2 separate regions of the Homo sapiens genome follow, and region 2 is linked to region 1. A link is an interaction called in ENCODE POLR2A ChIA-PET data of the cell type or tissue named here. Cell type or tissue: MCF 10A. All regions are shown on one strand. Links, peaks and the distances in the headings refer to the core of each region. The heading gives the core; the rest is flanking DNA. Region 1 has its middle 32 kb from the start of TNFAIP8. Region 2 overlaps TNFAIP8 (TNF alpha induced protein 8).

The links. Peaks named below come from ENCODE experiments on the same cell type or tissue, not always from the same donor. Only the 100,000 strongest peaks of a DNase experiment are listed, where the experiment ranks them.
Region 2: POLR2A ChIA-PET joins it to region 1 with 15 read pairs; 14 of 35 experiments call an interaction of 5 or more read pairs at or near these places.

The regions. Positions count from the first base shown.
Region 1 is chr5:119,321,590-119,326,970 of GRCh38, reverse strand. It overlaps a transcript of TNFAIP8 not described here. Among named protein-coding and RNA genes, the nearest start is that of TNFAIP8, 32 kb to the left of the region's middle. In MCF 10A, for the core only: no CTCF peak of the experiment used is centred there; DNase peaks (open chromatin) are centred at 2,530, 3,150 and 4,180.
Region 2 is chr5:119,395,920-119,401,300 of GRCh38, reverse strand. It overlaps TNFAIP8 (TNF alpha induced protein 8), which reads right to left. Exons shown (of 2, transcript NM_014350.4): 2 at 1,613-5,381. Among named protein-coding and RNA genes, the nearest start is that of TNFAIP8, 43 kb to the right of the region's middle. RefSeq lists enhancers at 3,401-3,450, 3,731-3,780. In MCF 10A, for the core only: no CTCF peak of the experiment used is centred there; DNase peaks (open chromatin) are centred at 860, 2,060 and 3,560.

The sequences.
Region 1 (5,381 bases), core at 249-5,248:
ACACGGGCTGGTTTAATCTGGAAGAGGCTCACTAATTCAGTAAAGGGATGGGTCAAAACTAAATTCATAAATGTTCTTACTTCCAAACAGCTTCTCTTCTAGGGCTCCATATCTCATCTTCCCATCAGTCATTCAAACTAAAACTCTCTGGCTCAGTGTCATCGTGGGTCCCACTCTCCCTCTTCCTCACCTTCAAAACACTCCTCTGCTTTCTCTTCATTTCCAGCCCCATCACCCCAACCTCCTTCAGGCTCATCCTCTGGCCTGAACTTCCTGTGCTTCTTACTTAGTTGTCCTCATGATACATTTTCTCAAAGCACAGCCCGATCACCCTTAACACTGCCATGTGTACCTAGAATTAAGTTTAAAAAGCACTTCCATATCCTCTCTCACCATGTTACCCTCTGATGAGGAGCACGCAATGCTTCCCTGCTGCTCAGGGGTCTGAGTCCATGAGTCAACATAGGACTTAAAGCAGTCCCCAGTCCTGCCCCCACCGTGCTTCACTGTTTTGCCTCTGGGCCTCTGCTCACCTGCTTTCCTCAGCCCCTCGGATTCTTTCCATCATCACCAGCTGCAAAACACTGCCAGTCTCCCAAGGCTCAGCTCAGATGGAGCCTTTCATGACACTGTAGCCAGTCACTGCTCCCACTCCTGCATCTCCGTGATATTTGGACACTTACAGCATTTCCCACATTTTGCTCCAAGAGATAGCCATGTTTGGCTCCAAGAGGTAACCATCACTATACACACCTCATCAGCCCTATTACACCACACATTCCTAAACGACAGGGTGATTTCTTCATTCATTCAGCATGAATGAATCCACCTGCATTTACCTAGTACCTACTGAATGGTAGGCATTGACTTAGATGCTGGGGACATGGGAAATGAAACATAAGGGGTTGCCTGTGTTACAAAACTGACATTCAGTGGGAAAAAGCGGCAGCAGACCAGTAAGCACATACATAAATGAAGGACGGATTGTGAAAGGTGCTAGGGCAAAAATAAACAGGAGGTTCTGACGGAGACCACTCTAGCAGAAGTGGCATTGGAGGTATATGCTGAAAGCCACAGGAATAATGGTCTGGGCAGCAGAAAGAGCAAGTGCTACAGCCCGAGACAGGACAAGCCAGGCATGCTTCAGGGGAAGGAGGGGACAGGGGCTGGTGTGGCTACAGTGACGGAAGCAAGGGGAGGAAAGCTGTAAGAAGCAGCTGGGAGGCCAGGCACGGTGGCTCACGCCTGTAATCCCAGCACTATGGGAGGCCGAGGCCGGCGGATCACGAGGTCAGGAGATCAAGACCATCCTGGCTAACATGGTGAAACCCCATCTCTACTAAAATACAAAAAAAATTAGCCGGGTATGGTGGCGGACGCCTGTAGTCCCAGCTACTCGGGAGGCTGAGGCAGGAGAATGGCGTGAGCCCGGGAGGCAGAGCTTGCAGTGAGCTGAGATCGCACCACTACACTCCAGCCTGGGCGACAGAGTGAGACTCCGTCTCAAAAATAAATAAATAAATAAACAAATTAAGTAATTAAATAAAATAGAGCAGCTGGGAGTTAGGCAAAGGCCAGAATATGTAGACCATATAGGACATGGTAAGGAGTTTATATTATATGACAGGAATGTAAAACAGGACAAACATCTGGAAGGCAAAGTGACAATAAAGATCAAAAACCTTAAAACTCCACAGGCCCTTTGAACCACTTACAGGAATACATCCCATGAAATAGACAGAAGTGTGGACAAGTGCAAGGAAACTGCGCGGGGTTATGACAATGACCCCATATGAAAACTTTTAGAGCCTAACTATCCACATGGGGACTGATTAAGTAAATTATGGCACATCCATATATGGCATGTAATGCAGTCTTTTTTTTTTTATTTTTTATTTTTTAAGAGACAGGGTCTTGCTATGTTGGCCAAGTTGGTCTTGAACCATTGGCCTCAAGCAATTCTCCTGCCTCAGCCTCCCAAAGGGCTAGGATTACAGGTGTGAGCCACTGCGGCTGGCCAGTAATGCAATCTTTAAAACCGATCTTGCAGAGTATTAATAACATGAGAACTCTTCACAAAGGCTACAAAACAATATATAAAAGCAAAGAAATTATATTAAGCCATATATAATTTTTAAAGAGAAAACTATAAGCACACAGAAAAGCGCCTGGAATGATGATATGCACAATATATTTTTTTCTGGGTAGTGACAATAAGGAGTGCCTCTTTTTTTTTTATTGGTCAAATTGTAGTTGATAAATACACTACACAAACATGTAATACTGCTGTGATAAGGAAAAAAGGTTTCAAAAACCCTGTGAGTTACAAGGCATAGCAGAGAGGATATCCCATGAAATCATATAAATAAATAGAGGCTGCCAATCAGGAGGCGGCTGGGGCAATCTTCTGTCTTTTCAGGGAATTTTCAAAGCGAAACAGAAAAACAAACCATAAAAACTCCCTAGAACTTGGGGCAGGAAGTGTGTCATTCCCTTTTTGCTTATCCCTGTGACTCAGCAGTGACTGGAGGCCCCTCTGATCCATGCACGAAGAAGTTAAAGATAGGAGTTCTGAGAGGATGGAGACTTAGAAACCTCACCCAGGAGCTCCCAGCCCCGAGGGGGAAGTTGGGAATGTTGAACTTGGAACTTCTTCTTTTTTTTTTTTTTTTTTTTTTTTTTTTTTTTTTTTTTTTGAGATGGCGTCTTGCTTTGTGGCTCAGGCTGGAGTGCAGTGGCGCGATCTCGGCTCACTGCAGCCTCCACCTCCTGGGTTCAGGTGATTTTCCTGCCTCAGCCTCTCGAGTAGCTGGGATTATAGACACTGGCCAACACACCTGGCTAATTTTTGAATTTTTGGTAGAGATGGGGTTTCATCATTGAACCTGGAACTTCTAAGGAAAAAAATATTCTCTATTCTTTTTTAGAGTCATTACAACAGCAACCAACAGTCTTACCTATAATGTTACAAATTAAACATGATTAAGCTTTTGTCTATTTCCTTTAAATAAGATTTACTTCACAAGACCCAAACCCACTGTTGTTCCAAGCCTTCTTCCCAAACAGGTTTGAAAGTTTAACAAACATTCTAGACAAGTCTCAACAAGTCTCAGGTATTTTGATCCTGGCTTACACAAGCTCAAATTGAAGGAGTTTTACTGCAGAAGCCCATTCAGCCAATTTATGCCCCTGTTCCCCACTGGGAAGCAAAGATGATTTGGTTCCTGTGTCCCCATCTGGCAGCCTCCTAAGCTCAGCACTCAGCCAAAGAACACAGATTACAACTGATTTGCTAACAGAAGCCCACATGCTTCTTTTAGTCCATTTTTAATAACCCTCTGGAAACTACAGAGTGGAGGGAAACATACAGAGCACTATAAAACAAAACAGCAACTTTTGACTCTGGAATCATTTACATTTTTAAGGTAAATTAAATTAAAATGTGAGGACATACAATTAAAATCCAGGACCACTGCCTTCCTACCTTTATTTAACAAATATTTATTGAGGCCTTACTGTGCCCTATGTTAGACTCTAGGGTAAATGACAAACAAGTGGCCAGAGATGTGTATGTATGCAGGGTGGGGTGGGAATGTGCTTGAGGGAGGCAGATATTTCCGAGAAACTCCAAGAAATGCAGCCAGCTTGGGAACAGGTTATTAAGGATCTTATAAGCCCTGTTAAAAAGTTTAGATTTTATCAAAACTCTAATGAGGCATTTTAAGCAAAGGATGATGCAATCAGATGGACATTTTATGAGGCCAATAGCAGCATAGGATGTTAGACTGGAGAAAGTGTAGGGGGTGCAACTGCCCTTTAAGTAACCTAGGAAAGAGATGGCAGCAGTGGCTTGGTCTTAGTTGGTGGCAGTGCACAGTGACAGGCAGTATATAGAGTGTACAGCTATTCACGGGAGAACTGACTATACTGACAACTGATTGGGCATAGGGGTAAGGCCAGAAGCAGCAGCCTTCCAAGTTTCGAGATAGTTACCTGGGTCATTGACTAAGGGGAAAAGTGAAAGAGAAGGCAAGTTCAGCTTTCTTCACATCAAATTTGAGTTGCCTATGAGACATCAAAGAACATTTTCTAGCTAGACACCCAGGTCTAGAACTTAGACAAGAGCTTGGGCCTGGAATGTAAGTTTGGGAGGCACCGGCATGTAGAGAATCTGAAACCCTAGAAATGGGCGGGATCACCAGGGAGAGAGTCGAATAAGAAGGGCAGAGAATCCAGGTGGAGCCTAAGAAATACCAACGTTTTGATATTGGACAAAGAGGAAGAAGCCTGCAAAGAAGACCAAGGAGGGGCACAGAGAAAACGGGGAGGAAAATCAGGAAAGTGGATTATGGAGGACCAGTCTGTCTACAGAAATGGGAGCAGCATGGACTCGTTTGGAATGGTCAGGAAGAGAAGTGAAAGGTCCCCACCTAGCATTAAAATGCCAGAGGCTGCTCAACTTCTCCACGCCTGTGTATTTCTGGAGTTATTGGTAAACAGCAGGGGGCCAAATGGGAGGCAGCAAGAAGAGAGCAGGTTCTGAGATAAACTTAGCAGGAGATCCTGGCCATAGCCAGCATGGTCTGCTCAGAGGCTGGAAAAGGGGCCAAGGTCCTGGGACCACTCCTCAAGGAGTAGCACTTCATCATTCAGCCACAAGTATGTATAGGTCATTTACTGCGTGTGAGCACTGCTGATGGTGCTGGGGATAGAGCAGTGACAAAAGTTCTAACAAAATAGCTGGAAAAACAGGATTTTGAGTGGAGATAAACGCTGTGGAGGGAAAAAACAAACCAGAGGCAGGGGCTAGAGAGTGGGTGGGAGAGAGGAGCATTTTGGATAGGCTTTCTCCTGGGGTAACATCTGAGCAGAAACCTGAGAAAAATTAGAGAGAGAGCCAAGGAACAATCTATAGGGAAGGGGCTTCCAGGCAGAGGGAGGGGTGTGTGCAAAGGCTCTGAAGTAGGAGGAAAGAGCTTGGGAAGTTTGAGGAACAGCATGGTGGTCAGTGTGGCCTGACTGAGGCAGGGAAGGAGGGAGTGGGAGGAAATTAGGTAGCAGAATTGGGCAGAGGCCACATGAAGGGGAGCCTGTAGCTCCTGGTAAGGAGTGGGGAGTTTGTCCGTTGGAATGGAAAGCCGTGGGGGGTTGGAGCAAGGGAATGACTGTGATCAGCGATAAGACCATTCTCATTGCACAAGGACTGTCTGAGAGTGACAGTGCAAGAGCACAGGGGAGTTAGGAGGCTTCTGAGGCTACCCAGAAGAGAAGTGATGGTGGGAGAAGCAGTGAGATTTAGGATGTGCGTATTTGCTAGGGCAAGTGGAAAGAACTTGCTGCCAGGTGAGCTGTGTGATGAGTGAACAGAGGAATCAGGATGC
Region 2 (5,381 bases), core at 98-5,097, 74 kb before region 1:
ATTTTATCTTCTACTTATACTGTCTCACATATACCACCTCCCCCACCCGCCCCCAGCACACATACTTGCCACTGATTTTGAAAAAGAAATCGGCCGCTACTTTGAGCTTATTGCTTTTAAAATATCAGTTTAAAGCTCAAAACACTGTTTGAAAATTGTTACATCAGAAAGCCTATGCTGGGCTAAAAAAGCCTTTCTTAGGTTCATCTGCATCGTGGGAAGCCCCGTTCGGTATTAAGTTACCTGTGCATTGTAAGTGTCCCCACCAGTCAGTAAAGAACTAGGTGTTACTGCATAGTTCCAGGGTACAGCCTGGCGTTAGGCACATAGTAGCTGTTTAATCATCATTTCTTGAATTACGTAGATTAACTTGTCAGGACTCACATGTTCACATGGACAGGAATGTAGTTATTAACTACATTCAGGTTAGTCCACCCTTATTTTATATATTTGTTTCCAATTAAAAACAAACTATTATGTGAAGAACTCCAGACTCCCCAAGAATTCTGTTTTTGCTGGAGCCAAGAGGGTGGGAAACAATCATATGGCATCTAGTCTTCGAAGATGGCCTCAAAGAGCCATGCATCCCAGAATTCATGCCCTTGTGTAGTTCCTCCTGTACTAAACCCAGGTTGAGCCTGTGTGCAGTAAAGGATTAACTCAGCAAGATTGGGAAGTTCGAACCCTGCAAATTCCAAAGAAAGGACTGGCCCTTGACTAGATCTTGGGAGACAGTCTCCAAGCCCTTGGAATATAGTGCTTGATAAGAGTGCCTTTGTATGCCTAGGGCTTGAGCCATGACACATTGTTTATGCTAACAATGTGATTTATGATATTCACCTGGAGCTCTGGGCCTCCCTGTTTCAGTTTGACTTCTGGAGGGGCTGGAGCCTGAGTAACTAAGGTTAGTCATGTGAGTGCTCCATGCCTCATTAACAACCCTGGACTCCCAAGGCTGGGGTGAGCTTCCCTGGTTGGCAATATTTTGTACATGTTGTCACACATCATTGCTAGGAAAATTTTGTGCTGTCTATAAAATTCTACTGGTCGAGGACAGCTGGAAGCTTGCACCTTCGTCTCTCCTGGCCTCTGCCCTATGTGCCTTCTTCCTTTGCTGATTTTCATCTGTATCCTTTTGCTATAATAAACCATAACTATGAGTACAATAGCTTTTCTGAGATTTCTGAGTCCTTCTAGAGAATCATCAAACCTGAGGGTGTCTTGGTGACCCCAATACAGCCTGTGATTTGATTTGACCAGTAGAATGAGGCAGAAATGATATTGTGCCTGTTCTGGGCATCAGCCTTAAGAATGCCTGGAAACTTCTGCTCTTGCAATTTGGGGTGCTCTTAGTAAGTAGTAAGTAGAGACCATGGGGAGAGGAGAGGCCCAGTCATCCAGGTGTCCCAGCCAAATCTTTGTAAGACTCCAGTCCCAGCCATGATCTGACCACAACCACATGATAGACCCCAAATCAGAGAACTGCCCAGGTGAGCACATTCAACGCACAGAATTGTGAGCGGGAACAAAATGGTTGTTGTTTTAAACCACTAAATTTTGGGGTGGCTTATAATACAGCAGTGGATAACTAAAACCAGCATGAATAATCAAGTGATTTAAGAGATTCAGAATTTAATTGGTTAAGAGATTATACATAAGTAGCTGCTAGAAATCATTACTTTCAACAATGCAACCCAAAACAATTTTCCTAAATTGAAAGCAAAAACCGATTTTTTTTTAAGGAGACTGGAATTGAACAAAATTCTCTCAGGCTGCTGAAGTCTGTTGCTTCATTTATTTTAGACTCAGTCTTCTTTTCATCGCTGATTTGGAAATAGTGAAAGGCCACCCGTAAACAATACCTCACATAGGAATAGCCTTCAGGAGGTCTCAGAGCCTTCCATGTCTTTAAAAATTGTATCTTTAAAATTAGAATATGAGGTAATTGCTCTTATGCAAATTTCAGAGACAACATGAGCGAGCTCCCTGGCAGGCAGAAGCTGGACGTCCTGGTTTCCTAACTGCTCCCACAAATGCCCTCTGTACCCTGCTGGGTTCCATCTGGCCACACTCCAGTGCCTCTCCCAGAGGAAGGCATGCCAAATTCCTGACACGTGGCGTTTGAAAATACCATGGAACGTTTCCACTCGTGGATTTCACCATGTTCTCCAGTGAATATTTTAGCAAGCTAAAAATGTGACTCCTCGGTCATGAGAACACTAAGTCCATATGATTCGAAAAGAGCAATAATGCTGGAACTTTGATCCAATTATCAGCAAGTCCTCTTCCAGGAGATTAAATGTCTTATAGTATTTTATAATTTGCTTAGCAGGTATTTATCCTTTAGTGAAAACCAATGGTCTTAGAAGAGAGCAGCAAAAGATGCTGACAAATCATTTAAATGGCTAAGTGGTCATTCTTGCTGGCCTAATAAAAGTCCATTTCTAGGAAGACGAAACCTCAGCTTCTTATAAATCATCAATTATCCCAGATAATGGTAACAATATAGATATTTATACTCTGAGTTTTTATTTCCGCGTCTTGTGTTTCAACTTCACATCAGGTTGGTTTTTAAAAATTTATTTATTTACTTCGAGACAGAGTTTCTTTTTTTTTTTTTGAGACAAAGTCTCACTCTTGTTGCCCAGGCTGGAGTGCAGTGGTGTAATCTTGGCTCACTGCAACCTCTGCCTCCTGGGTTCAAGTGGTTCTCCTGCCTCAGCCTCCCAAGTAGCTGGGATTACAGGCATGTGGCACTGCACCCGGCTAATTTTGTATTTTTAGTAGAGATGGGGTTTCACCATGTTGGTCAGGCTGGTCTTGAACTCTGGACCTCAGGTGATCCGCCCACCTCAGTCTCCCGAAGTGTTGGGATTACAGGCATGAGCCACCGCACTCAGCCTGGCAGTTTTAAACGAATGAATTCATCTGTAAGCTTTTGAATGGAAAAACCAAAGTAGAAAGAAACATATTGTCTTACATTATTCTACAAATCAAAACTTTTAAAAATCAAATTGTCTTTCTTGTATTAAGAACAAACCGCAAGTGCCTGATCATCTACTTTATTTCCACGAGGCAGAAATACAGTTATGCAGCTGATGTCAGGGAAGGCGGAGAATTTCCTCAGCCATCCATGAAGAAAGATAAGGGGCCTTATCCACTGGCTGTCTAATCTTATAAAGATCTCATGCAAATTTGGTGGACATAGGGCACAATTCTCTATCCTTGAAGAACATTTTCCAAAGCACAGATGTTTTTCTCTTAATTGTGAATGCTGACTGACTTGTCCATATCCTTTCTCAGTGCTCAGCAGATGGTACGATTTGGGACTCGCTTGTTCCCTATAACGTGGGGCTGATGTTCTTTGCTACGTGGAAAACACATCTTTGGTGAGACAGAAATGAATCAATATTACACAAAAATGTTTCCATTTCTGGAATTTCCCTGAGATAAAAATATCTTTCTGGCTTTGGGTATACATAAGTGACCGTGCAGACACTTAGTAAAAGAGAAAACAGATTTTCAATACTTCGTGGTGATGGTGACTATACGGGATTATAAGTAGTTAAAGGTTTTCCTGTTGCATCATTTTGGAAACAAAAAGCTGACTCATTTTCTGGTTAATGCTTCAATATTTTCATTAGGGAGTTTCTATAAAGTTTTTATCTGAATCACAGAAAGTACAATTATTTCAGAGGTAGGATAAAATTTTTTCTGTCATAAACAGCACTGTGTACTAAAACCTGCTATGAGTTTAACAAATCACCTAGAAGCCTAATGCTCAAGAATGCAATATATCAAGTAAAACACTGAAAAGTTCAACTAGTTTAGATAATGCAAGTATGGAAATGCAAGATTGACTAAAACTTTTAAATATTATCACTCTTATTAACATGCTAATTTAATTCATTTTACTGGAGTATTTTAATTTCCTGGCAATTGAATAGCACTTTTTACTACAAATATTTCATCATTTGGATAAACATATTCTTTTATTTACCATTTGTCAGGTTTTGTATGCTAAATTGCAACTGCTTATATACACTCATCAAGTATCTCAAGGATAAATTAAAATTCTTAGTAAAAATCCAACTGACCGGTACAGACCACAAAAAGTACTATTTTAAGCCTTTGGGGGCTTAAAAATTGTGTGTGTGTGTGTGTGTGTGTGTGTATTCACATGGTGGGAGAAAAAGAACTTTCCAGATAATTGTGAATGGCATACTATTATATAAGAGTTTAAAACGCAATATTTCTGTACGATCAAAGTTCTTAACTCATGCTTTTTTTTTTTTTTTTTTTTTTTGAGACGGGGTTTCGTTCTTGTTGCCCAGGCTGCAGTGCAGTGGTACAATCTCAGCTCACTGCAACCTCTGCCTCCCAGGTTCCAGCGATTCTCCTGCCTTAGCCTCCCAAGTAGCTGGGATTACAGGTGCCTGCCACCACATCTGGCTAATCTTGTGTATTTTTAGTAGCAGTGGGGTTTCACCACGTTGGCCAGGCTGGTCTCGAACTCCTCACCTCAAGTGATCCTCCCACCTCCGCCTCCCAAAGTTCTGGGCTTACAAGCATAAGCCACCGCACCCACCCCATGCTTTACTCTTAAACTAATTTTGAGTTGTATATGAAAGGCCTAATAATCAGAAAAAGGCTATTTCTTAACTTAACTTGCTCAAATATTTTGAGCCTCCAAATCTGGAAAATAATGTTGAAGTTTGAAACTGATGCCGTGCCTACTCTAGGGAGCACAGTACTGAACTGCTGCTTCCTTGCTTCTCTTGGTGAATGCACATTGAGTGCCTTGTCATGCTCTGAACCCACCACTGCTAGGGACAGCTGTGGGGGAGCAGCTCACTGCACCTCAGAAGTCAACGTTAAAAGTCATTGTGAGCACCTAGAAGTGAAGTTCCACGAGACAGAAAACTGAGCCACAAGATGCCCCCAAAGTAGGAGTCATGTTGAAAACTTTGAAAAATGTCTTTGTACAACATCTACACAGATCTTTAGAGAACAGGCCAGACCTGTGCTGACTTAGGTACTGCCTAAAATGTCACTATATGAGGAACCATTTCAGCAGCATACTGCCCACGCTTCTCTGAGCCAAAGATGTTCCTAGCACTGCCTTTAGCCATATCATCTTTAAGTGAAAATAAGATTTTATACATATTCCGGCTGGGACACCTCGAGCACATGTGACCTCAGGAAATTCCTTAACTTCTATTCCCCTAGTTTCCTTATCTATAAGATGGTGAAGATTGTGGCAGAATTAAATGAGTTAATGTGCCCGACACATAATACAAACTACTCTGCGTTAGTTGTCCATTAGTATTATCATCCACTTATCATATCCACTCATAATTTTTGCAGAGAAGCCACCAGCA